2 separate regions of the Homo sapiens genome follow, and region 2 is linked to region 1. Evidence: read pairs that join two places in POLR2A ChIA-PET (ENCODE). Cell type or tissue: OCI-LY7. All regions are shown on one strand. Each heading gives the region's core, and the rest is flanking DNA. Links, peaks and the distances in the headings are about the cores only. Region 1 has its middle 78 kb from the start of MIR4704. Region 2 overlaps LOC105370245 (a long non-coding RNA gene).

Region 1 (16,415 bases), core at 7,243-12,242:
ACCATGGCACCATTGACATTTTGGACCAGATAATTCTCTGTTGTATGGCCTGTTCTGTGTTTTGTCAAATCTTTGGCATCATCCCTGGCTTGAATCTACCAGATGCCAATAGCACTTTCTCACTTAAGACCATTGAAATATTTCAAGATGTTGCCAAGTGTCCCTCAGGGTTGAAGGTTGCCCCTAATTCAAACCACTGCTTTGAGGCATGCCATCACAGAGAGGGTTGCCTAAGACTGAATGTGTGCCTCAGACTAATTTACACACCTAAATCAAATTCTACAGTAACTCTGATCAGTAGGAAAGCTGGTACCTTAACTTCCTACTATGTAAATTTTTGTCTCTGTTAAGCAGTCCAAACTTTGAAAGGATGTTGGGTATTGATCTTTTACAACCTCAATTATGAAGAAAGCACTTATATTGGTTTATCTGGTTGGAAAAAAAACTATAAATGCATTATAACTTGATTGATGGGAAGCTAACAAAGAGATAAAAATGTTAAAAGATAATCTTCACCTCCCTCCATATTAATAATTTGTATGAGGGCCACATTTCACTGCTTAAGAAGACTTTATTTCTTCAGATATGGAATCGGTTGGCAAGTTTTGAAAGAGATTGGAATATAGTCAGAGAAAGGAATATATTCTCTAAGTCTCACTTTGTCTAAAAACTATTTCTCACACAGTTGAAATTAATGGACAAGAGCGTAGGTTCTAATGTCAGATAGCCTTGAGTCATTTATTAACTCTGTAACTGCACTTAATATAAATATTTTCTCTGATCTTGTTTTCTTACCTTCAAGGAGGCTAATATTAGTGCCTTTTACACATTTTTAAAAAAAATTTTAAGCATTACATTAGATAATATGTGCCAAGTACTTATATGAGTATCTGGTATATAGGACACACTAAAAAAATTATAGTTATTATTCTAATTCACACTCAAAATGATGACAGCAGGACAAGTGTCTATTCATGATGTACTCAGAGCAGAAAGCAGAAGGATCATTGACACTCTGGGATCAGGAGAGATGAGAGGGACTATTGGACATCAGACAAGAGAGTGTAAGTCACCTGGTTGCTTAGCAAGCTTAGAAGGATAAAAGAGATCATTAGATTGTAGCTTCAATGCATAGAACAACAGAGTAGGAACATGTAAACTCAAAAAGTGGGGAAGAGGGATTTACTAGTCATTAAAGGAAAAATTAACAGAGGAACATTAACATCAGTGCTTGCCTCAGTTGCAGGGAAAACATTCTTGGTTGGTAGACAATATACTTTGGATTTAGTGAATGCAGAAGGTGTCAAATAAAGCCCTGCAGGCAGTCCACTTCTGAAGTTCTTTTTATTTCATTAGAAGATAACCGGTGAGAACAAGAGAATAGAATGACACAAAACAGATAACCAGTGTTAGTATTGAAATATTGACTCTAACCACACAAGATTTGGAGTCCTATTGGAAATAATGGTTAAGTAAAAATAAGGATTGCTGTATATATTGAAATTACCAACATGTAGAATACATTGTTTAACTTTCTAGTAAATGGTTTGGTTAGTCTCACTTAAACAGCTAATTTTCAAAGATCCAATGAAAGAACACCACTCAAGTGTTGTTGAAATAGAAACATATGAACCCAAGTAGACACAACCAACCACATGAACACAGTGAGGGTGCTTAGGAAACAACTTATCACAATTGTGTATGACAGTGGTATTGATTCTAGTTGCACAAGTGGTGCCTGAGCAGGCATTGTTACCAGATAACCCATTCTTACAGTAGTAGGTTAGAGAGACATTTTCACGTTGTTCTAAGTAGGATCAATGGCCCTTGGGGTACAGCTTTGCCCATACCTTCTTAGCTGGCAAGGCATTCATACAATGTTAAATAATGTCAGGCCTCTGAGCCCAAGCCAAGCCATCGCATCCCCTGTGACTTGCACGTATACGCCCAGATGGCCTGAAGTAACTGAAGAATCACAAAAGAAGTGAATATGCCCTGCCCCGCCTTAACTGATGACATTCCACCATTGTGATTTGTTCCTGCCCCACCTTAACTGAATGATTAACCCTGCGAATTTCCTTCTCCTGGCTCAGAAACTCCCCCACTGAGCACCTTGTGACCCCCACCTCTGCCCACCAGAGAACAACCCCCTTTGACTGTAATTTTCCATTACCTTCCCAAATCCTATAAAACGGCCCCACCCCTATCTCCCTTTGCTGACTCTTTTCAGACTCAGCCCACCTGCACCCAGGTGAAATAAACAGCTTTATTGCTCACACAAAGCCTGTTTGGTGGTCTCTTCACACTGATGTGCATGAAATTTGGTGCCGTGACTCGGATGGGGGGACCTCCCTTGGGAGATCAATCCCCCGTCCTCCTCCTTTTTGCTCTGTGAGAAAGATCCACCCATGACCTCAGGTCCTCAGACCCAGCAGCCCAAGAAACATCTCACCAATTTCAAATCTGGTAAGCGGACTCTTTTTACTCTCTTCTCCAACCTCCCTTCTCACTATCCCTCAACCTCTTTCTCCTTTCAATCTTGGTGCCACACTTCAATCTCTCCCTTCTCTTAATTTTAATTCCTTTCATTTTCTGGTAGAGACAAAGGAGACACGTTTTATCCGTGGACCCAAAACTCCGGTGCCGGTCACGGACTGGGAAGGCAGACTTCCCTTGGTGTTTAATCCTTGCAGGGACGCCTCTCTGATAATTCACCCACGTTTCAAAGGTGTCAGACCACTCAGGGACGCCTGCCTTGGTCCTTCATCCTTAGCGGCAAGTCCCGCTTTTCTGGGGAAGGGGCAAGTACCCAAACTCCTTCTCTCCTTGTCTCTACCCCTTCTCTGCTTTCCTGGGGCAGGGGCAAGTACCCCTCAACCCCTTCTCCTTCACCCTTAGCGGCAAGTCCCACTTTCCTAGGGGGCAAGAACCCCCCAATCGCTTATTTCTGCACCCCAATCCGTTATTTCCGCACCCTGACCTCTTACCTCTGTGCCCCAATCCCTTATTTCCGTGCCCCAACCCCTTCTCTGCTTTTCTGGAGGGCAAGAACCCCCCACCCCTTCTCCGTGTCTCTACTCTTTTCTCTGGGCTTGCCTCCTTCACTATAGGTAAGCTTCCACCTTCCATTCCTCCTTCTTCTCCCTTGGCCTGTGTTCTCAAAAACTTAAAACCTCTTCAACTCACACCTGACCTAAAACGTAAATGCCTTATTTTCTTCTGCAATGCCGCTTGACCCCAATACCAACTCGACAGTAGTTCCAAATAGCCAGAAAATGGCACTTTGAATTTTTCCATCCTGCAAGATCTAAATAATTCTTGTCGTAAAATAGGCAAATGGTCTGAGGTGCCTGACGTCCAGGCATTCTTTTACACATCAGTCCCTTCCTAGTCTCTGTGCCCAGTGCAACTCGTCCCAAATCTTCCTTCTTTCCCTCCCGCCTGTCCCCTCAGTACCAACCCCAAGCGTCGCTGAGTCTTTCTAATCTTCCTTTTCTACAGACCCATCTGATCTCTCTCTTCCTCCCCAGGCTGCTCCTCGCCAGGCCGAGCTAGGTCCCAATTCTTCCTCAGCCTCTGCTCCTCCACCCTATAATCTTTTTATCACCTCCCCTACTCACACCTGCTCCGGCTTACAGTTTCCTTCCGTGACTAGCCCTCCCACTCCTGCCCAGCAATTTACTCTTAAAAAGGTGGCTGGAGCTAAAGGCATAGTCAAGGTTAACGCTCCTTTTTCTTTATCCCAAATCAGATAGCGTTTAGGCTCTTTTTCATCACATATAAAAATCCAGTTCAGTTCATGACTTGTTCGGCAGCAACCCTGAGACACTTTACAGCCCTAGACCCTAAAAGGTCAAAAGGCCGTCTTATTCTCAAAATACATTTTATTACCCAATCTGCTCCCGACATTAAATAAAACTCCAAAAATTAAATTCCGGCCCTTAAACCCCACAACAGGATTTAATTAACCTCACCTTCAAGGTGTACAATAATAGAAAAAAGTTGCAATTCCTTGCCTCCACTGTGAGACAAACCCCAGCCACATCTCCAGCACACAAGAACTTCCAAACGCCTGAACTGCAGCAGCCAGGCATTCCTCCAGAACCTCCTCCCACAGGAGCTTGCTACACGTGCCGGAAATCTGGCCACTGGGCCAAGGAATGCCCGCAGCCCGGGATTCCTCCTAAGCCGCGTCCCACCTGTGTGGGACCCCAATGAAAATTGGACTGTTCAACTCACCTGGCAGCCACTCCCAGAAACCCTGGAACTCTGGCCCAAGGCTCTCTGACTGACTCCTTCCCAGATCTTCTTGGCTTAGCGGCTGAAGACTGACACTGCCCGATCACCTCGGAAGCCCCCTAGACCATCACGGCGGACGCCGAGCTTCAGGTAACTCTCACAGTGGAAGGTAAGCCCATCCCCTTCTTAATCAATATGGAGGCTACCCACTCCGCATTACCTTCTTTTCAAGGGCCTGTTTCCCTTGCCTCCTAACTGTTGTGGGTATTGATGGCCAGGCTTCTAAACCTCTTAAAACTCCCCAACTCTGGTGCCAACTTAGACAATACTCTTTTAAGCACTCCTTTTTAGTTATCCCCACCTGCCCAGTTCCCTTATTAGGCTGAGACACTTTAACTAAATTATCTGCTTCCCGGACTATTCCTAGACTACAGCTATATCTCATTGCCACCCTTCTTCCCAATCCAAAGCCTCCTTTGTGTCCTCCTCTTGTATCCCCCCACTTTAACCCACAAGTATAAGATACCTCTACTCCCTCCTTGGCGACCGATCATGCACCCCTTACCATCTCATTAAAAACCTAATCACCCTTACCCCACTCAACGCCAATATCCCATCCCGCAACATGCTTTAAAAAGATTAAAGCCTGTTATCACTTGCCTGCTACAGCATGGCCTTTTAAAGCCTATAAACTCTCCTTACAATTCCCCCGTTTTACCTGTCCTAAAACCAGACAAGCCTTACAAGTTAGTTCAGGATCTGCGCCTTATCAACCAAATTGTTTTGCCTATCCACCCAGTGGTGTCAAACCCATATACTCTCCTATCCTCAATACCTGCCTCTACAACCCATTATTCTGTTCTAGATCTCAAACATGCTTGCTTTACTATTCCTTTGCACCTTTAATCCCAGCCTCTCTTCACTTTCACTTGGACTGACCCTGACACCCATCAAGCTCAGCAAATTACCTAGGCTGTACTGCTGCAAAGCTTCACAGACAGCCCCCATTACTTCAATCAAGCCCAAATTTCTTCCTCATCTGTTACCTATCTCGGCATAACACTCATAAAAACACACGGGCTCTCCCTGCCAATTGTGTCCGACTGATCTCTCAAACCCCAGCACCTTCTACAAAACAACAACTCCTTTCCTTCCTAGGCATAGTTAGTGCGGTCAGAATTCTTACACAAGAGCCAGGACCGCACCCTGTAGCCTTTCTGTGCAAACAACTTGACCTTACTGTTTTAGCCTAGCCCTCATGTCTGCGTGCAGCAGCTGCCACTGCATTAATACTTTAGAGGCCCTCAAAATCACAAACTATGCTCAACTCACTCTCTACAGTTCTCATAACTTCCAAAATCTATTTTCTTCCTCATACCTGACGCATATACTTTCTGTTTCCCGGCTCCTTCAGCTATACTCACTCTTTGTTGAGTCTCCCACAATTACCGTTGTTCCTGGCCCGGACTTCAATCTGGCCTCCCACATTATTCCTGATACCACACCTGACCCCCATGACTGTATCTCTCTGATTCACCTGATGTTCACCCCATTTCTCCAAATTTCCTTCTTTCCTGTTCCTCACCCTGATCACGCTTGATTTATTGATGGCGGTTCCACCAGGCCTAATCGCCACACACCAGCAAAGGCAGGTTACGCTATAGTACAAGCCACTAGCCCGCCTCTTAGAACCTCTCATTTCCTTTCCATCGTGGAAATCTGTCCTCAAGGAAATAACTTCTCAGTGTTCCATCTGCTATTTTACTACTCCTCATGGATTATTCAGGCCCCCTCCCTTCCCTACACATCAAGCTGGAGGATTTGCCCCACCCAGGACTGGCAAATTAGCTTTACTCAACATGCCCTGAGTCAGATAACTAAAATACCTCTTAGTCTAGGTAGACACTTTCACTGGATAGGTAGAGTCCTTTCCTACAGGGTCTGAGAAGGCCACCGCAGTCATTCTTTCCTTCTGTCAGACACAATTCCTCAGTTTAGCCTTCCCACCTCTATACAGTCTGTTAACAGATGAGCCTTTATTAGTCAAATCAGCCAAGCAGTTTTTCAGGCTCTTAGTATTCAGTGAAACCTTTATATCCCTTACGGTCCTCCATCTTCAAGAAAAGTAGAATTGACTAAAGGTCTTTTAAAAACACATCTCACCAAGCTCAGCCACCAATTTAAAAAGGACTGGACAATACTTTTACCACTTTTCCTTCTCAGAATTCAGGCCTGTCCTCGGAATGCTACAGGGTACAGCCCATTTGAGCTCCTGTATAGACGCTCCTTTTTATTAGGCCCCAATCTCATTCCAGACACCAGACCAACTTAGACTGTGCCCGCAAAAAAACTTGTCATCCCTACTATCTTCTGTCTAGTCATACTCCTATTCACCATTCCCAACTACTCATAGATGCCCTGCTCTTGTTTACACTGCCAGTTTACACTGTTTTTCCAAGCCATCACAGCTGATATCTCCTGGTGCTATCCCCAAACTATCACTCTTAACTCTTGAGGTAAATAAATAATCTTTGCTGGCAGGACTATGCTGAATCTCCTTAGGCACTCTCTAATCAGATATCCTGAGTCGTCCCAATTCTTAGACCTTTTATACCTGTTTTTCTCCTTCTGTTATTCCATTTAGTTTCTCAATTCATCCAAAACTGTATCCAGGCCATCACCAATCATTCTATACGACAAATGTTTCTTCTAACATCCCCACAATATCACCCCTTACCACAAGACCTCCCTTCAGCTTAATCTCTCCCACTCTAGGTTCCCACGCCGCCCCTAATCCCGCTTGAAGCAGCCCTGAGAAACATCACCCATTCTCTCTCCATACCACCCCCCAAAAATTTTCGCCGCCCCAACACTTCAACACCATTTTGTTTTATTTTTCTTATTAATATAAGAAGGCAGGAATGTCAGGCCTCTGAGCCCAAGCCAAGCCATCGCATCCCCTGTGACTTGCACGTATATGCCCAGATGGCCTGAAGTAACTGAAGAATCACAAAAGAAGCGAATATGCCCTGCCCCGCCTTAACTGATGACATTCCACCATTGTGATTTGTTCCTGCCCCACCTTAACTGAGTGATTAACCCTGCGAATTTCCTTCTCCTGGCTCAGAAGCTCCCCCACTGAGCACCTTGTGACCCCCACCCCTGCCCACCAGAGAACAACCCCCTTTGACTGTAATTTTCCATTACCTTCCCAAATCCTATAAAACGGCCCCACCCCTATCTCCCTTTGCTGACTCTCTTTTCGGACTCAGTCTACCTGCACCCAGGTGAAATAAACAGCTTTATTGCTCACACAAAGCCTGTTTGGTGGTCTCTTCACAGGGACGCGCATGAAAGCTAATAGTATGCTGTAGTTTTTAAAACACTAAGTAATCTTTATCAAACTGTTTTGACCTGTGTTGATGGCATATTTTCTAAAGAGACTTTGCAAAAGTAAAAGTTTGATGGGCGCAGTGGCTCACGCCTGTAATCCTAGCACTTTGGGAGGATGAGGTGGTTGGATTGCCTGAGCTTAGGAGTTCGGAACCAGCCTGGGCAACACAGTGAAACCCTGTCTCTACTAAAATACAAAAAATTAGTCAGACATGGTGGTGCATACCTCTAATCCCAGCTACTCCGGAAACTGAAGCAGAATTGCTTGAACCCAGGGAGCAGAGGTTGCAGTGAGCAGAGATGGCTCCACTGCATTCCAGCATGGGCGACAGAGCAAGATGCTGTCTCAAAAAAAAAAGAAAAAGTAAAAGTTATGTGTCATTATTATGATTTTATCTACACACAGTGTAAAAGGGAGAAATGAAACCAAAACTCAAACCCAAATCATGGTCTTATCTTCTTGACATTTGAAAGTTTGATACCTTGAGTTGATTTTTTTTTCTAAATTTAGTATTCCTTACATTTATTATTATATATAAAGCACACTACACCCTAAGACATAGCTGAGCATGGTCCAGTTGCTTACAGAAGGATGGAAAAGCATCAGGAGTGGTGGCTCACCCCTGTAATATCAACACTTTGGGAGGCCAAGGTGGGCAGATCACCTGAGGTCAGGAGTTAAAGACTATCCTGGTCAACATGGTGAAACTCCGTTGCTACTAAAAATACAAAAACTAGCCGGGGGTGGTGGTGCATACCTGTAATCCCAGCTACTCATGGGGCTGAGGCAGGAGAATCGCTTGAACCCAGGAGGCAGAGGTTGCAGTGAGCTGAGATAGCGCTACTGCACTCCAGCCTGGGTGACAGAGTGAGATTCTGTCAAAAAACAAACAAACATAAACAGGTATGGAAAAGCAATCCAAGGCTGAAATCCGGGAATTTCCCTCAAGGTAATGTGTCCTTTCTGAGCTCCAAGGGCTTGAATAGGCAGTTTCCTTTAGCTTTTAGAATATCCACTATTCAGTCCAATCCTGTGTGTTCTTTAACACTCAATTCAGATGTCAGTTTCCCCAGCTTGTATACTATCTGCCTAACTAAATTAACAGCTGGGTCTTATCCATCTTTGTGCTCATTTGGTTTCTGTTTTGTTATTTGTCAAAAAAAATTTGTGAACTAAAAAGTTTATCCATCTTGGATAGTAAAATTGGCAGGAAATCAGACTTAGGTACAGAAGCTGAAAGTAAGCCTAGTGTGGGAGATAGAGGATAACCAAAAACAAACAAAAAACAACAACAAAAACCATTCTTTTGATTCATGATACTACCATTTGTTCAGTCATCCATCCCTCAGCCTAGAAGCCATGCTATAAAAGCTTATCTTAATTTCACTTCTTGTTTCCAAACAGTTATGATCCTAACCATTCTACTCTGACAGATTTTTAAATCTGTTCCCTTTTTAGCATACCAAACATTATAGCCCCAGTTCATGACCTAATTTGCAATTTCACCAGCAAATTTGTTGCTGATTTTACCTACTGACTTTCAATATATAAAGCGAATATGCTTAGTCCATATTTGGTTTTAATTGTAATACTTACATCTGTTTTTCTACATGTAATACCACCATATCTTTTTCTTAAAAAGTGCATACTAAATTTCAACTCTGTGTCCTATACTATACTAAAGAATACAGGAGAGATGAAAACACGTTTATCTCGCAAAATACCTATTCTTGAAGTGTTTATATCTAAGTAGAAGAAAAAAGCTAACATATGTCAAGGACAACTGGGACATGCTGTAAGCTTTGTAAATATTTGTGGAATGACTGAGTAAAGTTTAGCTTTGTAAGGTAAAGATCATAAGCACGATGGTAATGTAGAAATGAAGGAAATCAATGCTTATTACAGGAAGGAGATGCCAGTAAAAATATAGGTAGACATCAAAGAATTGGGTTAATTTGAGGAAGTACATAGTGGAACATAGTCTTCATTGACAGAAACAGTGGCCTCAGATACTAGGATTTTTGTTTGTTTGTTTGTTTTTTTAAAAAAAGGCTAACATACAGGGGCAGAACCTGGAATTTTCAAAGAAAAATTGCGGGAAAGAAACATATTCTATGAAAATGTTTTGTCATCTTCCAAGTTTACATACCTTGCTTTCTTCCTCATGCCTGTTAGCCTTGACCCGGGAGTTATCCCTAGGTGTTACCTCTTGCACACACACTAGGTGTGAGTACTGCTTGCTCTCATTTCTTGGTATCTGGCCCCATCATATTCTTCATTCATCACTGTTTTCATGGGGTTTTTTTTGGCATGCTTTATATACCTCTTATGGGTGTGCCATAGGTGTTCTGAGACTATAATTTCTAATTCTGATAAAGATCGTATGCTGAAACATGGGCTACAAGCTGGTGGCTCAGTTTGAAAAGCACAATCATTGTACAATCTAACAAGAAATAATCCCAACTAAAAACAAAGCAACAGACCTTTTACTGGCAAGATCAGAAGATGACATCTGTTAAGCTCACCTGGCAGAAGTGGTGCTTTTGGTCCACAAGGGAGCTGATGAAAAGGGAAGTGGAAAACACACATAGAGAACATGGGCCTTCGTGGAGAGATGTCAGTAATTAGGGGAATTTGCTTATGTGCTGCAGATGGCAGACACCAGAACCACATAATGTGTATGAATTTATACGTGTGGTTGGTTTCTTAGTAGAGAAACTATCACTAGTTTTATTTTATGAGTGTGGCTGTAGCTCCAATTCAGTGGTAATGGTCTGTATTCTGATATGAGTAAGAATAGGCGTCTATGTTTATGAACAGGATATGCCCTTTTAAAAAGTAGAACTGAACTGTCTTTGACACGGCATTTCTAAATGTTCATTTACAGAAGGGGGAGTTTACAAATGGTTATTTTGCTGATACATCATTTAACACTTGGGTGGACATAAGTAGCAAAATTGCCCAATTTTAGTTTTCGGTTAAAAACCAAGTCTGCTGGATGTGCTTTTGTATAACAGCTAGGTTTAATCCTCTGAAATAGTTAAGACAGTCTAGAAGGGTGAAGAGACAACAGTGGACAGTGAGGGAAAGTAGAGAAAATGTCAGCAACATCATTGATATTATTCTTATCTTTTTTTTTCCGAGCCAAAGGCTTTGAGAGAACTTTATTCTGTACCCGAAATTTGTGCTTTATCATATGCCTTTATTCTCCTATTACTCCTATTTTATTTTAAAGTTATTGATTAAACACAGGCTGTAGAGAAACCTGGACAATACTTTTATTCTAAAATTAAATTGCTATTGTTTGCTCTCTTGCTCTATTTCGTAATACGTCATTTGTGTAATTGAAGAAGAAGACAAAGATGTCTTGGAACCATGATATTGTTGGAGACACTCACGTTAGGGAATTTGAGGTAATCATCAGATTCATTAGATCTAAACTGGACATTCAAATGAGAGAATAGAAGGGAAAAAAGGCCAGTGGGTAGAGAGATAAAAAATAATATAGCCCTTATATTTTCAGAGTATACATTACAGAAGAGTTAAAAAACCATTCAAAGCCAGAGGCTGCATGCAGAACTTAGCAGGCTGTTCAAATGGAGAAAGATAGATTTGTACATTGGTATCAACTCTGGCCACAGTCTGACTCTAGTGCTTATGACTGATATTCCTTAGCCTCTAGGGCAACATTCAAGCACATGGGCAGAAAGAAAACAGAAATGGTTGAGCTCAGAAGAGAGCATTTATGAGAGCATTGCAAACAGTTCATTTTAAGGGTTTTCAAAATATGGTTGTAATATTGCTCAGTGACTTCATTCTGAAGTCTCTTAAAAGCACTCTCCTCAAAAATTGTAAGCTCATAAACACAGTTCTTTTGCTTCTTTCATTTTCAGTTCTACACTGTTCATTTCAGCAGTGAAAAATGGGAGTGAAAAAGATTGACCTGTGTGGTCAACTTAGACCTTAAATCTTAATTTGGCATACAGGAATCAAAATTATTAAATAGTAATCTCTGTCCTGTTTTTTAAAAAATAGGTATTTACATAGCTAAAATATGTCAAAAATTTGTATTGATGTCACATTTATCTGCCATCTGTGACACAGAAGCAAAGTTCTCTAATTGCTGACATCCTTTGGGTTACATGTATGTGTTTTCCACCTTCCTTTTTTTCAGCTGTCTTGTGGACTAACACAAAAGAATTGAAAATATTTTTAACTGTCAGAGTATATAATAGATGATACTTTCTTAACATCTGCTTTTTCTTGCTCTTCAGCTAGAAATTTCTATCAGATACATCATTGCTAGTAACTAGAGTCAGTGAAAGGATAGTTTTCTACTTCAATCACTTGTGACATTGCCTCTAAAAATTATAGACAGCTGCTCAGAATTGATTGAGGATGACCTCTTACCAACAGCCAGCAAGAAGGCAGGCCCTCAGCTGAATGGCCACAAGGAAATAAATTCTACCAACACTGTGAGAAAATTTGGATATGGAATCATCCTCAGTCAAGCCATCAGATGAAAACACAGCCTGTCAAATACCTTGATTATAGCCTTTTGAGACCCTAACCAGTCAGGTAAGTCATACCTGGACTCCTGACCACAGAAATATGAGATAACAAATATATGTTGTATGAAGTCTTTAAGTTTGCGGTGATTCACTACATGGCAACAGATAGCTATCCACCTGTAACTTTATATTTGAAGTCTTAGCAATGTAAAAATGATAATGAGACTGGATGAAAGGGCAACATGAAGATGAGTGTGCATTTACATGGGAAAAAATTATTAACTAGAGACAAGTTTACACTAAATAATGTAACAAAAGACATGTTGTAGTAAAACCTTGTCACAAGATACATACCTCCTACATATGCATTAGTATAGAAGTCAACATTTGATGGCAATGAAGTTACAAACAAGAGAATATGTCTCATATTTCTCTCACTATAATTTCCCTTAAAGTTATAAATAAGACCTATTGTTAAAGATCATGTCATATGTAACTAACCATGTCCTAAAATTATGACCACACTCTACTAGCTCTTTAAAATATATTATAACTTGTATTAACAATATCTATGCTATTTCAAATGTATTTGTTGATTAAGTAACATGCAATAAATGCTGTGTGAGTATTTCAGTATTTAGGGGAAGAAGTTATAATATAGAGGGACACCAATGATTCTGGGGTGCTTAGAAGCAAAAAACAAAGGAAAAGAAATGTGGGGACTGGAACAAGTAAACAGAAATGGACTGGGGCAAGTGTTCTCTTGGCCTTTGCTTCTTCCTGGGCTCTTCACACTTGCACAACAGCTCTCCGGCTTGTGACAAGCCAACAAGTTGATAGTTAAAAAAGCCAGAGAGCAAGCCTTCTTTTTCCTTGTTTTTCTTTCCTTTTTGTGTGTTTTGTTTCCCTACCTATATGTAGAAGCTCAAGAGTTCAATGTCATGGGTGTAGAAAATGCTCCAGGGTGTCACTTCACCTGTTTTTAGTTTGGGACTTAGTGTCATGGGTCAAAGGAAAATAATTTGCTAAGCTAGGCCAGCTCAAGAATCTTATATATACTTTATTCTTTAAACTATAAACTAATAAGCTTTTTATTTTAAAATACTTTTGGTTTCCCAGAAAGTGGGAATATAGAACAGAGAGTTCCCATATACCTCATACTCAGTTTCCTATATTATTTACAATATACATTAGTATATTTGTACTAATATTGTCATAGTTAATGAATCAGTATTGATACATTATTACTAACTAAGGCCCATACTCTTTTTTTTTTTAGATTTTTTTAGTTTTACCTAATGTGTTTTTCCCCCTGTTCCGTGATCCTCTTTAGAATACTATATTGCATTTAGTTGTTATGTTTCTTTAGGTTCCTTTTGACTGTAAGAACTTCATATATCCCTTTGTTTTTGATGACACTGACAGTTTTGAGGAATACTGGTCAGATATTTTGTAGCAACCTTTAATTGGGATTTGTCTAATGTGTCTCTCATGATTGGACTAGAGTTATGGAGTTTTGTTTGGAAGACTGCAGTGGTAAGTTCCATTCTCATCAGATCATAGCAATAATACATGAATCAATGACTTAATCAGTGTTGATGCTAATCATGATCACCTAGCTAAGGCAGTCTATTCCAGGTCGCTCCACTGTGAAATTATTCTCTATATTACTCTTTGCAAATAAGCCACCAAGCAACCCACACTTAAGGAGTACGGTATTTCATATGGAGTTTAAAGAATGGTAGGTATCAGGGTAGCATCTTTACAAGGGACATAGTAAAATGATATAATGATAATATAGCCATATTGGCATAGACATATAATATGTATTCTCAAACATCTATCAAATCTATCAATGTATTTAATATTTGTTTCCACCTGTCTACATAAAAATTCTATTTTTTTCCAAGTTGTGTATACTTCAGTGGTAAGGAAGACATTCAGTGACCTAGAGAGAAATGGAAGAGTTTACAAGGCTCTGAGTTTTTGACCTATCTCCTAAAACATTTTAGTCAGTCATATTGCAGAGAAGTAGCATAGACTAAAAAAAAAATAATGCTTGAAAAAAAAATCATGAAAAAAGCAGGAGAAGAAAAGAATCTCTGAACTGGAGAAAACTTCATCATAGAAATAACTTAAAAATAAAAATATATAAATTTTTTACAATGAAAACATACATAGTATTTGAAATGTGTGTGTGTGAATGACTTTCATATACAATCATCAATTTACACCACTGTAGAAGAAATGCTGTTATAAATATCCAGTTAATGTGACAAGTGATAATTTTTAAAATATACTTGAGAATTAGTAATTAAACTGGATAAAATATATCTAAGATGAAATTCATCTCAAATAGAGGAGATGTATCAGGTCATGTATCTGAGTAGTTTAGAGGTAAGAAAGGCTTGAGACCTGGTTTTATCAAGGATCCTTCTCCGTTTCTTTACTGTTTCTTCACTTTTGTCCTTTTTGTTTGTCTTTAGGCTGACCTCCCTCATGGTTAAAAGTGATTATGGCTAACAGTGAGTGTCTTCATCTCCTTGTAGGTGAGAAAAAAGCACTTCAGACCTAGCTATACAAAGTACAGCACTGTATTCTCCCACAGTGGAATTGATGATTATGGCTAGGGCAATGGAAAATGTTGGTTGGTTTAACAGAACAGAACCTTTCTACCAAACTGCTCTTACTCCCAGCATCCAACTCTCCACTTCTCTTTGCTGGTTGGTTTGTTCCTGAAATACATAGGCTCAATACTAGATGTATGCATACCCAAATAAGAACATGTAGAGTGCTACAAAGAAGAATGCATAGCAAACTTCCCATGTCCTGGCATAATAGGGAGTATATTTTTCTGCCAGTGATAATGAAAGTTTTGAAAAATTACTATATATGTTCTGCTTATTATTCAGAGAATATAAATGTAATCCATGTGCTTGACCATAATTTAATAATTAACAGATCACATGATTTCATAATCAGGTCTTATAACATGTTAGATAGTAATTATAGACAATTTTAGAGGGGTCTCAGAACACTGAAAATGTAGCAAATTTGATTCTGATATTATCACTAATGTAGATATCATTTGAATTAAGCAAATGCATGGTTGTACAAGTAGATGTATGTAATCAAGTGTGTAATTTTCTTCTATTGGAAATATTTTGAGCTTCGAATATAAAAAAATCACATTTAGGTGTTTAAACCTCTTCTTATCCTCTAATTTGAGAGATATTTTCTAGTACCTGATTTCTGCGACTGAAATAGAATCATTAGTTGAATATTGTCTTTTTTTAGATCTGTAAACTATAAATATAAAACTGTGCTAATTTACAACAAATAATGTTTCCAGCAATGAGAAATTAAATGTTTATTTAATATGTTTTTTTATTTGTAAGGGGCCATTGGTGTACAACACATTTGGCATTGTTGTTATCATTGTTACTTAGCATTAATATAACACAATGAATTTTTAAAATGCTTTATAATCATTAATTAGTCATACTTTGTAACACTTCTATGAGGTAATATGGTGATTATAGAAAATTAAACTACAAATAATGCAGGTTGTTGCCCTGAAGGAATTACCACTTACGAGTGAATATATTCCACATTATAGGTTACTAATCTGGAATTTTTTAGCTTCTAGCATTGACATATACAAGCTTAGATAATAAGACAAAAACTATGTTTGTATAACAGCTATGCCATTTCTGCAGTTATTTAATATTATGGCATTTGGAGTCTCTTTGTTCAGGAAGGCTTGCAGATACACTTGATTCAACTTTTCCATTCTTCTCAAAGTCATAGATTAAAGTTTAAAGAAAAAAATATACTGCAAATCATACATTTTTCTTTATTCTAGACCTCACCTTATTTACATAATTCATACATGTGCTCATTTATCTTGAAGATCCTTTGTTAATTTTCAACAACTTCCTTTTTTGTCAATATTTTCTAATCCCTCTATTAAGTTTCCTAATAAAGTTTATGTTTCCCAAAAACTATATATTTTGGGGCTTTTGAAATGCATGTCACAGTCATGTGTGAAAGTTCTCCTTAAGCATAATAAGACTGACCCATCCCAAACTGTGAGGAGACAGGGTGCAAGGTAGATTTTCCAAGTAGTTTTAAGTAGCATAAAAATTAGGGAGATTTCATATTAATTTAAGGCCCTCCTCCATTTCTCCTAGCAAATGAGAAACTTTGCAATACATAGATATTTCAATTTGCCATCTTTATAGTGACAGAATGCCTAAAAATACTAGCTA
Region 2 (16,415 bases), core at 5,027-10,026, 69 kb after region 1:
AATATATCTATTCCAATTATGCATCCCAGAAATGAGAAAATAACTACAGGATGGACCCATAAATACACTGGGCCTGCTGTAAGATGAACCTCAGCTAAAACTGAATTGATCACTTGAACTCCATAAGCCCATATGCTCACTGGTTGGTCACAATGATGTTTTGGATCTGCTGAAATTAGTGTAAGTTTGGAGCTGATGTTCAATAATCCCTAAAATTTCTGATTATTTTCTTCTCCCCAGTGCAAAGTTACCCTCATAAAAAGCCACAGGCTCCTATGAGAAAATCTGAGAGAAAGATTAACAGTATAAATTTTCTGTCGTGTATCAGGGTCCTTCTTCAGGAGAACCCAACTTTCCCCTTATTCAAGGAGTTGGGGTCTGAAAATTCATCTAAACAACGGCTCATGTCTGGAAATTGATTGAGGGACCATTACTCAGTTTTTAGATTCAGGCTAGATTTTTATTCACTTGACCTAAAAGTTTTCTGCTTATACAGATCAAATGAAATGTAGTAGGCTCTAGTAGGCTATTTCACTTGTAGGAGCACCATGATCAATTTAGCAATAACATAGGTCTGCATGAGTCAGATTATTCTGAAGCTGCTTTGACTGTGCTATTATAGTAGCCACACCCATCTTGTTTTTGGAAGTTGAATGCCACCATTTGGCCACTCCCACCTATGATTAAATTATTCCCATTGCATTTAGGTTTTCTAATTCAGTGACTGCAGATCCCATTGTGAGATTAGACCTACAGAAATCTACAGTAACCACAGAACTCTTCAAAGGTGCTAGGGTTCACCAGGTGTGTGTGAACATGAGTTAAATGACAAAGCACTCTAACATTTGAATTTCTCTAAGCCTTTGAATCCCTTTCTCTATATTGAACCAAAGCATTTCCAGAATTTCCAATTTTCTCACTGTGGCCTACCTTCTGATCTATATTTGGCCAACCAAAGAAGTAGATTGTGAGAGTCATTTCTAACTTTTAGATATGCAATATTAAATGAAAAATCTCTGCTCATTGAATGCATATCAATAAGTTAAGCCTTACCTAACTTTATTTTCCTTCTACCATTTTCCCACACCCTTAGTATACATTTACACACATGCTCCCCACATTTGTCAGTATAAATTATAAAACTCAAAAAATTTCTTTGGTGCATAGCGTACCTCTACATGGGTCATACTTTGTACTTCACCTTTAAGGGCCTGCTGGGACTTTATGTCTAATAATAGGTCTAGAAGCAAAGAGTGGTGGTAGGGGCATGTCATGAGGAAAATCGGAATTGTCTTGCATTGCAATTGACTTGGGATGGGATGAGGGGGCCATTACAGAGAAACAGAATTTTAAATTTGAATTCTCTGAATAGGTTCTGGGGTTTCTGGAATTGGTTCTCTAACCTGATAAGAGTTGAAAGAAAGAGGAAGTGGAGAGAGGGAAGAGAGAAAGAGAGGGAGATAAATTAACGGATTACACAAGCCTAGAAGTCTCATGATTCACCATCTGCAAGTTGAAGACTCATGAAAGCCACTGAAATGATTCAGTCTAAGTCAGAGAACTTGAGAAGCAGGAAAGCTTATTATTTAAGTTCCAATCTGAGGGCAGAAGGTGATGGTCCCAGCTTATGCAGCTGGGCGAAAAAAAAAAGCAGCAAATTCTTCCTTCTTCTGCTTTTTGTTCTATTCAGGCTCTCCGTAGATTGTAGCCAAATACTGATTAGTCAGGTTGACACAAAATTACAATCGCACTATGTGACTCGAGTCTAGCCAATGGGATGTGAGGGTGAGGAAGACTTCCTAGGCACCTTGGAAATTTTTTATTTTCTGATAAAACAGCAAAAGTACACAAAGGAAAAAGTCTTTAAAAAATTAATTTGCAACTGCTACTCTTGCTTAGAGAGGTAAGAGTGGATAAAATGCTAAAGTTGCAGCAACTCTTTAGCAAATGTCAATAAGGACATCACCCACATGCTCACTTATCTATTGGAAGGATGGGAACATCTTGGGAAATCAATGGTTTCTTTAAGTCACAGAATAAATAACTTAGCCACCAACTTTGGAAATTAAGCAAACAGTAAATGTTCTTATGACTTAATCCAATTTTAACTATGGAGTCCTATATGTATAGCAAAATGCTCCAGATAAACTATATAATGATAATATTTTCATATTGTTCAAAAATTAAGGGTTGGTTTTCTTCTTTTTTTTGGCCCTAATGAAAATATATGGAAAACAACTTGTCTAAAGTGTAGTGCTGGGAGAAAGAACATAAAAAAACAAATATTATGAAATATGTCTTAAGATAAATAAAAATCATTAACAAATCACACGTTTAACCATAAATGTTCCCGAAGTATCTATTTTGAGACAAGCTGTCCTTTAGTTACTGAACACTGAGTATTGAATAAAGAGAGACAAAAACCATGTTAAAAATATATTTTTGTAACAGCTTAGTAGTAATAGGCACTTACAGATTACTACTACATTACTACTACATTATAGTAGTAATATTTTTAACAGTTTAGGTAATAATATGCACCATATAAAAATGTAAATATTTAAGAATTTATATATTTAAAAATATAAATAACATATATTAATATTTTAAACAAAAGAGTAACAAAATCAAGTTCCTTTGAAAATTAAGGTGGTAAAAAAAATCTCTGAAATAGCTAGGCATTATATAGTTTGGGTAATTTAAATGATATTACAGCTGTTAATATAGTGAACCTTATTTCTTTATTAGTCTTGAAGCAAAAATTTGTTAGAGTGCTAATGCCATGTCAGATGTCGTATCATCATGCAATTCAATGTTTGAACACACATTGTCAACATGATACATATCTGTAAATATAGAATACAACAAAACACTTATGCTATGAATAATGAGAGCATTGAATTGTTATTTGAAATCATTTATTCAAATCAGCACAAACTATATGCTGTAGAACATACCAATAAACACATTGTTGATATATTAAAAGTTCTAAGAAAAATAAGCATAGTAATAAAAATTGACATAATAACATTAAGCTTAGTAGCAAAAGAGTGAATTAGACTGTGGCCACTAATCCTTTCATTGACAATTAAATATGAGAATATTAGCTTATTATTAGTAGTATTCACTTTGGTAATTAATATCAATTTTCTAATGTCATTAACTACAGTGCCAAAATAGATTAAATTTTTTAACTCTTCAGAAATCATCACTTATGATATGCATAATACCACAAGTGAGAATAACAAAAAGTGATGTGAAATAATACATCTATCTTATTATTGTTCTGTGTTGATTTTTATGAACAACCATGAAAAAACATGTTTAGCTTATTAACTTTTCTATAAGAATAACTGACGATTTCTCTTTTGGAATGAGAGTAAAGTTTATCCAACCAGAAAGAAAAGTATGGTAACTACATTTCTCTCACTGATTCTCTAAGCTAAATATGCCGGTATTTCATCGTGAGGAGAAGAGTGTCTACTGTCAGGGCATCTAATCAGAGCCAGACCGGCTGCATGCCTTAGATGAAAGCAGGACAGGATGATCATGGCCCATGGCTGAATCCAGCTACACTTAATTCTTAAATGTACTTTTGTGCCTTCTTCTTTTAATGGTGCTTCTTTTGTTAAGAATATCATTCTCCTTTCCCCATTGCCAGAGGCGTTTGAAGCATAGTAACTCCATCTTGACTAGGAGCTAGGTAAATTGAGCCTGAAACCTACTGGGCTGCATTCCCAGATGGTAAGGCATTCTTAGTCACAAGATGAGATAGGAGGTCAGCACAAGATACAGGTCATAAGGGCCTTGCTGATAAAATAGGTTGCTGTAAAAAAGCCCGTCAAAACCCAGCAAAACCAAGATGGCCAGGAGAGTGACCCCGGTCATCCAAACTGATACACTCCTATCAGCACCATGACAGTTTACAAATGCCATGGCAACATCAGGAAGTTATCTTATATGATCTAAAAAGGGGAGGCATGAATAATTCACCCCTTGTTTAGCATATCATCAAGAAATAACCATAAAAATGGGCAAGCAGCAGCCCTTGGGGCTGCTCTAATGGACTAGCCATTCTTTTATTCTCCTTTCTTAATAAACTTGCTTTCACTTTATGACCTCACCCTGAATTCTTTCTTGCATGAGACCCAAGAACCCTCTCTTGGGGTCTGGATCAGGACCCCTTTCCTTAATACCATGAGATCATCACTTTTCATCCTTCTAGACCCAGCTGACAAATTGTTTCCATGAAGCTTTCACTAATTTTTAGCCATGTTAACTGTCCCCTGTACTATGCTTCCACAGCCCTTTGCTCAAACTCTTTTCGGTACTGTATTTATTACATTTATCTTCCAAACATACTCTTTCATGCTCTGCAGTGTAACATATTATTTATCTAATTTAAACCTATGAATCTCCCAGTTCCCCACAAAACATGAATATCCAAAAACTCCTATCGTAGATAAGAGTGGATAAAACATTAAAAATTGCAGCAACTCTCTAGCAAATGTCAGTAAGGACATCAGCCACATGCTCATGTATCTATTGGAAGGATTGGAACATCTTGGGAAATCAATGGCTTCTCTAAGTCACACTCAGCTTCCCAGAAGCTGATCTGACAAGTATTTCAGAGGAATTAGATGTCAGATAAGAGTGCTCTAAATTTCCTGCTAACAATTAAAACAACCTATCTTACAACCATCTCCATCCTCTTTTCCCTGCCTTTTGTAAAACTAAAGCCCTGTCCTTTGACTTTTATAACATCAATCTGTACCTGCATCTCAAATTCATTCCCTCATCCCTCTCATGAACTCTATAACATTGCTTCATTATTTTTCCACTTTGGGAATTCAACTTTGCCTCTGACTTGAAGATTCTGATCATCATTTCAATATGCTATATTATAGACAAATTTGTGCTAGTCAACACAATCATATACCCAATGTATATACTTTGTGCTTAAATTATTTGGCCACTCATGAGCATTATTCTTTAACATTACTCTGCTTTATAGAAAGATCCTGCATGGAGCGACGAGATTCTACAACTATGAGTCCACACCCTCCTATTCTGTTAATGTCATTTTTTGGAAACGAATTTTTGATTGATATCCTCATTTTGAGGTTTGTACTTCTGTATGCAGTCTTTAAATACTGGTAATACCAAAAGTTTCTTCCTAGAATGTCTTCTCAATCTGTATTCTTCCACTGGTAATTTCTCCCATGCTCTCTGTGCTATTTATCAAGTTGCTTTATACTTAATCTATAAGATAACACGTCCAATCACCTTCTTGACATTTCTGTTACCAGAAAAAGATCCCGATCCAGACCCCAAGAGAGGGTTCTTGGATCTCCTGCAAGAGAGAATTCAGGCAGAGTCTGCAGTGCAAAGTAAAAGCAAGTTTATTAAGAAAGTAAAGTAGTCAAAGGACAGATACTCCATAGACAGAGTAGGGCATTCCTGAAAATAAGAGGAGGAACACATCCGCCCTAGGCACAATGCTTGTGTGTGTGTATATATATATATATATATATGATAAAAATAGAACTTGGGGAGATGTGCTCTGCTACAAGGGTTTGTAATAAAGGATTAATTTTCTTAATTACTGTATTTTGCAAGAATTGATATTATTATCTTTAAAGCAAAATTAGGAATGCCTTTGTTCTCCAGATGTTGGGATATCTGGACACTCCCAAGTCTGGGTCTGTTTTAGTAAACATTATTAATTTGTTCCCTTAACCGTGAACATCTAGAGGCTAGGAATGCCTCATTTTCTGGGAATGCAGCCCAGCAAGCCTCAGCCTCATTTTCCTAGCCCTCACTGACAATGGAGTCCCTCTGGGTTTGAACGTCTCTGACATTTTTCCACTTGTATGCTTCAAAGGTACCACAAATTCTACAAGTCCAGAAAGGACCTAACAATCTCCCTTTTCCTTGTCACTTCCCCTGTTTGGGAAGTGACAAGTTATTTGTTCCAGTTATTTATTCCAGTTATTTGTATCTCAGTGAACAGGACCATTGTCCATCCAGCTTCACAAGTCAGAAATGTGAATGTTAACTGATTTCTCCCTCTCTCAGTGCCTTCCTATTCTAATCTATCACCAAATCTTGTTGTTTTTACATAACAAGTTATCTCTTGATTTCATTCACTTCCCTTCCTCTCACTGACATCCTGTCATCCTGTGTTTTAATCTTTTTTTTTTTTTTTTTTTTTTTTTTTGTGAGACACAGTCTTCCTTTGTTGCCCAGGCTGGAGTGCAGTGGCGTGATGTCGGCTCACTGTAACCTCCGCCTCCAGTTCCAAGTGATTCTCCTGCCGCAGCATCTGAAGTAGCTGGGATTACAAGTTCGCACTACCATGCCTGGCTAATTTTTGTATTTTTGGTAGAGACAGGGTTTCACCATATAGGCCAGGATGGTCTCAATCTCCTGACCTCGGGATCCGCCTGCCTCGGCCTCACAAAGTGCTGGGATTACAGGTGTGAGCCACTGTGCCCGGCCGTTTTAATCTATTTAATACCATCATTTTTTCATAAACTATTTCCATAGACTCCTCATCAGTCTTGCCTGTCCTTTAATCTTATCTCTACACTTCAGACACAATGATAGTTCTAAGAACCTCCTAATCTAAACATGTTAGCCCCTGCTTAAAATTTTCCTGCTTTTTATGATCCAAAAGAAAGGTTACTATTTGTAAAGTGGTACTTTACAAAGTAAAGTTTTTACTTTACTTTGTACTTTACAAAGTAAAGTACCACTATTGTATTGGTTACAATAGTGTTACTATTTGTAAAGGTTACTATTTGTAAAACAGCTCTGCCTTGTTTGAGCTGTTTTATTCTGATCTCTCCGGCCTCGCTTGGACTACTCTCCCCCAGTTTCTCAGAGCTCCAGTCACACTGGCCTCTGTTCATCACATATGCCATGTCTCCTCCTACTACATGGTGTTTCTTTTGCCTGGAGAATGCTTCTTAAATTTTTCATTCAATAAGTTCTCACTCACCTCAATCATATCAACTCAATTGTTTTGTTCTCAGGAAAGCCTTTTTTGACCCAGATTACTAAATCTTCCTTAGCAGTATGTCTCTTTTCTTCATGGTTTCTTATCACCTTTGACATGTTATATTTTTCTGTGTGATCATTTAATTTATACCTAAATTCCATGAAGGCTTGTATCTACCTTTTCTCTTCATTATGTGAAAGGGCCAATCATAGTGCTTGAGCTATGGTGGGTATTCAATAATAGAGGTTGAATGGACACATGTTATTTTGCAATTTTTAATTTACATATTTTTCTTCCTCCCTTAAGGTCATAGATGATGAAAGTATTAATCTTTGAATTCTGACTACCTTAACAGGTACTCAAATCTACAAAGAAAATATTGAACTCCTCCTGAAGATACAGCTATTTTAAACATTTAAAAAAATGAATTGTTTATTCTAGTTACAATGATATTTAATAGAAGAACAGTGAATTTGAAATGACTCCATTTTCCCTCCATTTTTACAATTGCCTTGTACTTTGTTTTCTTCTCCATTACCATTATTAACTTCTGAAGTGCTTTATACAATTTACATAGGGCTGCTAATGTGAAAAAAAGAAGGAATCACAGCATTAGAAGCTTATCAATTTATTCTATCAGGCTCTTGTAAAAAACTCTTTTTCATACTGGCCAAGGGTAGGGAAGCATCATTGCCTGTGCTTTTCTCCTGAGCCTATTTATTAACTAACAATTCCTAAAAAAAATTGTTGTAAAGAACTTAAGGAATTAGTTTACCTAGTCCTCACATTTTATTTTCTCTCGTTGAATTTAAAAAGAAATAATTCCTTTGAATGTTTCATAAAGCATATTAAAAAAACAATTGTGACTCTATAGTAAAATTGTACTTAAGTCCTGGTCTACAAAATAATCTCATAAATATTGCCCCATTGTATAATGGGACTTATAATATGCCAGCTATGTACATATTCATTTCATGAGAATTGCTATTCTGTTTAAGCTAAAAATGTTTAATGTTTGTATTGATAGGCTGAATGTCAAAGTTTTCTCAGATATTTGTAAATAATGCTGAAAAAATATTTTGACAGTCTGGACTGAAATGTGTTAATTAAAAGACAAATATTATTTTATGATGTAAAATATTATTTTCACTGCTTTCTACAGCTATTATTCATTTGCCCAACAATTTTCCTTATTGAGTGGAGAATAAACAAACTGCATCCCTGCAGTTTGTCTCAGAATGATTAAAAAAAAAAAAAGTTCCCAATTTGGTGTTCCCCAAGTGTGCATTAGTCAGACAGAGTTAATGGAGCTATCTATCACTTCCAGCTTTCCTCTGTGAGCAGGGAGCAGTAGATGACCCAGCTGACTCAGCTCAGCTAGTTTGTTCTTCATAGGCTGACTGTAGTACCACTGTGGTGGCCTCACTGTAGAGATCTAAGGCTGTGTTAGGCAAAGGTATCCGAACTACCACATCAACTCTAGAAATGATTCTTGCAGATTAGGTCTTCATTTGGATGATATAGGATAAAAAATCATTAATTATATTTTGGATGAATAAAAACCTTTAGGCTACTATTTTGTATTATCAAATTGGATTTAGTCATTGCTGTTATAGAATGGGTAGAAATGGGGGAAATATTCAGTAGTTTTAATCAATCACTGACATAAATAAACAAGACAGATAGTCAAATAGAGCATTATCAGTAGCTGCTGAAAAGATCTTGAGCCAAATTACAAAGGTAAGATTACGAAAAGGGAGTAATTGATTTCAAATTTTAGATACAAGATGATTAACTTTTTCTAGTATTTTTGTACACTTGTTATTTATTATATACCAAAACTTCACCTCGAAAAATATCACTGACTACTGCTGTTAAATGCCAAAAGTTTGCCTTATCTATCTTTTTCAATAGTCTTCCAAGTTTGAAAGTTCAATGAATGTGGGAAAAAGTTGAGAACAAGGTTGAAAAGATATAATGAAATATACTGTTATAGTCTCATCCCCCATGCCCAACCTAACTCCATATAAATTATACCATTTTCCCCTTTTAAAGTATTTAATTCTTGGGTGTAGGACTTTCTGTCATTTCTTTTCCTTTCCCTAGATTCCATTATTTTTGAATAATGTAGAGATCCAGGCACGTACCATCTTTGACATGTCAGAATGATTATTTCTAGAGAACTGTCAAGTTAGATCAACTTTCATTCCTATGTTAAAGCTTGAACTGGAGTATTTAATTCAAGGACTGCCTTTTGGAATTTGACAGTATGACACTAAGAATCTAGTGATAGATGTGAGATATACACCTGGAATTTGAATGATTTACCGGATGTTTGGAATCTGAATATAAATGTTACTAAATACATTAGTTCTATTCTAATAATAAATTAATAAAAGCATTAATTTGGTGTGTACTGGGTGAATTTTTGAAACATTTAAATTAGGATTATTCTTATAGGTTGTTTTAAATTTTTGTGAAATTATTTATATTATCTATATTAAAAGCAAGTAAAATATCAGTAGTCTATATTTGATTATGTATTGTTCATCATTCCAATAATACATTTTTAAGAAAACCATGTTTCTTTAGAATTATTTTAACTGTTGTGTTGAACTTCATGTAATTTTTTTGAAAATCTGCATGTTCCCCATTTTCAAGATATTCCTCCACCTTCTGGGACAAACTATAAAAGATAGTACTAAAGGCCAACTTCAAAGGACACTCAAACCCATACCAGTTTTGGAGGATGTAGGGTAATAAAAGTAAAAATATCAATTTGTCCATTCAAAGTTTTTTTTTGAGAAATGAGTTAAACATTTTAAAACATTAAACATTTTTTTACATGATGAATATAACAACCTAAACTGCCACTAAAATAAAGCATTCAATGGCAAAATTTCAAATATAACACAGAGATAAAATAACTCAATTTCATAGCTTATGTTTGCATTGTAGCAATTAGTTTGCTACATTTTTTACATGATGTAAAAAATACACTATGAGATTCACTGTAGAAAATAAACATCTAAGACAAATTAGTAAAATATTTTTCCAGAGTTAGTAAATTTAATGAGTAATAGAGTTGCCCCTCCATATCTGTGGGGAATTGGTTCCAGGACCCCCTCAGATACCAAAATTCACAGATGCTCAAGTTAGCAGCGGGGTAGCTGAAATGTCATTCACAACAACTGACAAGGGGCTCATATCGAAACTACATACAGAATCCTTAAAAATAAATCATTGACAAACATACAACTAATAGGTTAGAAAACAAATCCACATATTCTAAAAACGGAAATCCAAATGGCCCATAAACATGAAAATGTATCCTCTCTCATTATTCATCAACAAAAAGAAAACAAAAAAGTAAAAGAATCACAGTAAAATAACATTAGATACCCACAAGCACAATACTGAAAAGCTTGACTGTTGGCAAGTTTGTTGAGCAAAATAAGTTTCCACACACTGCTATAGAATAGTGTTAATTGATATATATTCACGTTTGGAAAAGTTGACATTATCTGTTTACACAGTCCTTGACCAAAATTTGGTGAGGCTCCTACTAGTTCTCTTTGACCAGGCCTCAACCTTGGCCTACCTTTACCAAGAGTCTTGCAAATCAGTTTAGCGAGAATCCTGCCACTGTCGCTATCTGACCAACTTTGATATCTGATCATCCTTGATATCTGACCAAGCTTCCCCTCTCATTGCCTTGATGTCTAAGTTCTTTGTCTGCCCTTAGGAAAAAGTATATCAGGTAAAAGTAGCAAGTGGCTACTTTTCATCTTGAATAGTCTTACTATTTTAACAAGTGTCAGAATGATTTATCTTCAGTGTTGGTCAGGTAAAATATCTCTGTACACTGTGACCTGGCAATTCTTTTCTAGCTATATACCTTCCAGAAACATGTGCTTATATACACCAAAATATATGATTCAAGAATACTCATAGAATTGTTTTGGATTACCCCAAATGGAAAAACTATTCAAATACCTATCACCCATAGAATGAATAATTATGTTATTGTTTATTCAAATAATCAAAATTTAAAAAAACACCAATTGCAAGCAACAACGTGAATATTGAAGAATAATATTGAGCGAAAGGAGTTGAATTGTTTTTTAAACTATTGGTTGTGTGTTTGTCAATGATTTCTTTTTAGGGATACTGTATGTAGTTTGGATATGAGCCCCTTGTCAGTTGTTGTGAGTGACATTTCAGCCACCTTATTGCTACCATTACATTTTTTAATGCTTTTTTTCATGAGCAGAAGTTCTTAGATTTGATGCATTCATAATTATCAATCATTTTCTTTATGTTTTCTCCTTTTTGTCATTTTAGAACTTCTCTCACTATACAGATGTCATGAAGTTATTCTCTTTTATTAGTCCATTCATTTCCCTTTGTGCTGTAAAGATAACTTTATTGTGGATCTAGCGTTCATGCCAGTAAACCTGTTTCTAATTTCTCCTCATTCTGTATCATTGATTTACTTCTTTATATAGCCAGTATTACAGGATTTTAATGAAATAGTTGTGTACTATATCTTGAAATCTGATAAAACAATTCTTCTCACCTTGTTCTTCTATAATGGGTCTTGACTCCTCTTGGCCCTGTAAACTTTCATATCAATCTAACAACATTTTAGTTCCACAAATAACCTGTTCAGATTTTTTTTGTAATATCCTTTCATTTATATCCCAGTGTTAGAATTGACATTGGTTTTCTTGGTGGTTCTCACCATTTATTAAGTAGACTTTCACTAAATAATCCTGTTTTATGCCCTAAACCCCCTCCCTCTGTTGTGTCCCCTTAGAAATATATGTTAAAGTAATTTCTAAAATAATGTCTTGCAGGTCTTAGAACGTTTGAAAGTGATAGAGACTGAGATTTGTAACTCATAACTCCTTTGATTTTATCTGCCAACATAACTTAAAAGTTACTTGAAAATTATATATTTAAACAATTTGAGAATTAAATTAGATGTTCATCTTAAGTAATTATTCCTTTAAATTGAAAAATTATAGGTTTTTTATAGGTTTTTTTCAAGCCTTTTGAGACTTATTACTGTCATCTCTTACAGACCACACTGTTCTTTTATGTGATTCAGCTAAACATGAACCATCAACTTTTTCTCCATTGTCAAATAATTGAAATGTTTTTGTATTCTACTTTAAGAGTGTCTCTTCGATAATACTGTGACAGAATTTATAGATATTACTAGGTGAAGATGTTTCAAAAAAGGTCAGTAATGTCAAGTGACAGAGGAGAAGGAAAAAAAGAGCAATATATCACTCAAGGTACAGAGTAATAAGTAATAAGACAATTTGAGGCTAGTGGAAAACTTAACCAAGTTGATAAAGTGTTAAGGATTACATGCTTTACAATTTTCAAATCAGTGAAAATAAATAATCCTGCTGTAAATAATTCAAATCTTGTAGCATATAATTCCCCTGAGAATCATTTTGTAAATGGTTTTATTATTAAGATTTTTAAATGTCTGTATAATTATCATTTTGTCTCTAATACATATTTAAATTTTTCTACCCTTAATTTTGTCATTTAAACTTTCCAGCGGCATTTCTTCCTTTCGACAAAATAGGTTTCTCTTTTAATGATGGGAATTGGTATAAAATAGGATTTGATTAATAGAAATCCACCCTCCATTAAACAATCATGAAATGTTTCTAATCTGTTAATAGAGTTTGGGGAAAAGCCACTTAGAAATATAACTGTGTTTAGTATTTGTTATAAATTTCTATTTCCTGTCTTTCCAGAATATTATAAAATAACTATAGTCAATTTATTTAAAAAATGTGAAAATAATTATTTTGTTTCAACAAGAATTATTATTGCTCTGATGAACTATTATAAATGTAAATAACTCAATAAATGAACATGCCCTCTAGTAACCACCTTATTCTCATCTAGTTTCTAAGACTATTACATTTTCCTGTAATGAGGAAGATGGTCATCACAAGTATTATTTGCAAGAGCCAGCAATAAAATATCCTCAAATAAATAAAAAATGTTCACTATGTTACATACTGGTGACTTTCATATTCATTCGACTGGCAACTTATCAATTAGCTGATAAATAAATACAGTAAATATATATCTTAAATTGCAGGATTAATTTAAAAGTAATTGCATCTCTTCAGGGCACTTTTAACCATAGTTAATTGCTATTGTAATGTGGAGTTACGATTTCACTGCATTTTTAATAAGTTCAAAACCACCTTTGGAATTTGCCCCCTTGTGACTCTTCACCAGATATTTAAATCGTTTTCTAATGATATGCATTATAAGGGGTTTAACAACTAAGGCAAAAATCATTAAACCTTCCATTTTCATTTACAGGGCTTCTCATTTCTAATCAGCACTTTAAACCATTTCTTTTCTTTTTTTCTTGACTTTCATGCACTCTGGAATAAACCTTGAGAAAACACTTACAGCTAACATTTTAGTCAGTGTTTTATGAAAATTACACTGTCTTTTGATTAAGGCTTCATTTTAATAAAGAGATTAAAACAGGAAAAAACTATGCTTCCTTATTCACCTCTCATTTTCCATATAACTTGGGCTGTTCCTTTACTTATTGAATAAAATAAAGTAATGGGGCAATCTGACAATGGATCTAGTTTGTGAGTTGCCTCAAGAGTATACAATTTGTGGAATCTCTTTAGATAAAAAAAAGAAGAAGAAGATCTTGATTTTGTACTTTTATGAAAATTTGTGTTTCCTGAAATTACATAGCTGAAGTTCCTAGCAGGGCCTTTGAAAGTGTCTCCTCAAGCCATGGTCCCTGAAAATAATTCATTAGCTTCATGGCGAATTTGTCACTGTGAACAATACAACCTCTTCTGCTTCAACATGAGATCTGTGACACAAACTAACTCTCACGAGACTGGTAAATAGGGGAATGCTCTGAGTATAAAACAGTACTATTTTTGGTTGTGATTCCCATATAATTTTTGTCACAAAGTTAATGATGGTTTTATGTATTTGTTTGTGTATTTGGTTGGTTGGTTTTGGTCAAGCAAATACTGGCAGCTCAATGTAAAGAACACTAGCATAGTTGAGCATAGCAAGATTGGAGGGCTGAGTGCTGTGGCTCTCGCCTGTAATCCCAGCACTTTGGGAAGCCGAGGCAGGCAGATCACAAGGTCAGGAGTTTGAGACCAGCCTGGCCAATATGAAGAAACCCCATCTCTACTAAAAATACAAAAATTAGCCAGAACGTGGTGGCACTCTCCTGTAGTCCCAGCTACTCGGGAGGCTGAGGCAGAAGAATCGCTTAAACCTGGGAGGCAGAGGTTGTAGTGAGCTGAGATTGTGCCACTGCACTCCAGCCAGAGCGACAAAGCGAGACTCTATCTCAAAAAAAAAAAAAAGATTGGAGGAATACTGAACTCCATTCAGCCAAGCTTCTTCTTTTGTACTAAGGTGATTCTCCAGTCACCTTCAGTACTTCTTTTTTATTATTTTGAAATATTTAATTAACAAATAAAAATTGAATATATTCGTGATGTACAATATAAATATTTGACATAGGTAAACATTGTGTAATGATTATCACAATTAGATTAATGAACACATCCATCACCACCCATGCTATGCATCAGATCCCCAGAACTTGTTTATCTTACAACTGAAAATTCCTATTCTTTGACCAATATATCCCCTTTCCCCTCCCTCCTGAGCCCTAACAACCATTCTTCTCCCCTCAGCTTTTATGAGTTGACTTTTCAAGATTCCTCACATTTCAAGTGAGATCATGCGGTTATTTCTCCTTTGGTGTCTTGCTTATTTCATGGAGCCTAATATCCTCTGGGTTCATCTATGTTGTGGCAAATGACAAGATATACTTCTTTTATTATGGTTAAATAATATTCCTTCATATATATGTACCATTTTTTCTTTATCCATTCATCCATCAGTGGACACTTAGATTATTTGTATATCTTGACTATTATGAATAATGCTGCAATAAACATGAGAATGCAGATATCTCCTTGAGGTATTGATTTTATTTCCTTTGACTACATACCCAAAAGTAGGAGTGATAAATAATATGGTAGTTCTATTTTTAATTATGTGAGGAGCCTCTATTCTGATTTCCATAATATCTGAACCAATTTACATCCCCATCAGCATTGTACAAGGGTTCCCTTTTCTTTACATCCTCGCCAACACTTGTATTCACTTGTCTTATTGATAATAGCCATCCTAACAGCTGTGAGGTAATATCTCATTGTGTTTTTGATTTGCATTGTTCTGATTATTAGTGATGATTAGCACTATTTTTTATGACTGTTGGGCATGTGTGTGTCTTCTTTGGAAAAATTCCTATTCAGGATTTGTCTATTTTTAAATTAGGTTATGTGTTTACTTGTTATAAAGTTGTGTACATTTCACATATACTTTGGATATTAAAACTCTCCATAGATTAGGTATAGAAGGAAGGTACCACGAACTAATGATATAGAAGTTAAGAAGAAATCAATTAGGCTGATAGTAAGGGTATGGGAGTCTTCGGTAAGGCTTTTCATTTTAATGAAAAGCAGCCCCAAATTATCTTCCTTTCTAACGAAGAGCAGCCTACAAAATTGAGCTGCAGACATAGATATCAGCAGCTGCTCCAATCATGTTGAAGATGGAGGCTCCATCTTCCCTTCTCTTTGTCAGCCACGTGTGCAGTAAGGAGCAGACAAGATGGCTTCCATCACCTGGAAAGCCCATTTGCATAATAAGATTAGGATGGAGCGATCAGCCTTCCCCTTGCACTATGTAAAAGTCATACCAATCTGTGAGCCTTACCTAAATCAGACACCGCCTGCTCAAACCGGACTATAAAATCTGGCACATTTGCTGCCAGTCAATCCTTTTCCACTTGTAGACCCCTTTCTCTATGGAGAGAGCTGTTTCTCTTCCTCTTCTCTTCTGCCTATTAAACCTCTGCTCCTAAACTCCTTGTGTGTGTCCGTGTCCTCAATTTTCCTGGCGCGCAAGGAGGAACCCCAGGGTATATTCTCCAGACAAGTAGCCGCTTCACTAATAAAGTTCACCGCTAACAAGCCCACCGCTAACATCATAATCATAGCGAAAGACTGAAAATTTTTCTTCTGACATCAGAAATAAGTCAAGGGTGCCAACTCTCATCAGTTCTGTTCAGTATGGTACTAGAAGACCTAGCCAGAGCAAGTAGGCAAGCATAAAAAATGAAAAGGAGAATTTAAGTTGCCTCTGTTTGACGAAGACATGACTGTATGTGTAGAAACCCTAAAGATGCCACTCAAAAAACGGTTAGAAGTAATAAAAAAAATTGGTAAAGTTTCATAATACAAAATTAACATACAAAAATCAGTTGTGTTTCCATACACTAACAGCAGACTATCTGAAAAAGAAA

Evidence for each region. Peaks named below come from ENCODE experiments on the same cell type or tissue, not always from the same donor. Only the 100,000 strongest peaks of a DNase experiment are listed, where the experiment ranks them.
Region 2: POLR2A ChIA-PET joins it to region 1 with 5 read pairs; 2 of 35 experiments call an interaction of 5 or more read pairs at or near these places.

Annotation. Positions count from the first base shown.
Region 1 is chr13:66,132,510-66,148,924 of GRCh38, reverse strand. No RefSeq gene overlaps it. Among named protein-coding and RNA genes, the nearest start is that of MIR4704, 78 kb to the left of the region's middle. RefSeq lists an enhancer at 5,893-6,394. In OCI-LY7, for the core only: no CTCF peak of the experiment used is centred there; DNase peaks (open chromatin) are centred at 9,004 and 10,204; H3K4me3 peaks cover 3,244 bases; H3K27ac peaks cover 4,045 bases.
Region 2 is chr13:66,061,685-66,078,099 of GRCh38, reverse strand. The region is part of intron 2 of LOC105370245 (a long non-coding RNA gene); the gene reads right to left. Among named protein-coding and RNA genes, the nearest start is that of MIR548X2, 100 kb to the right of the region's middle. In OCI-LY7, for the core only: no CTCF peak of the experiment used is centred there; no DNase peak of the experiment used is centred there.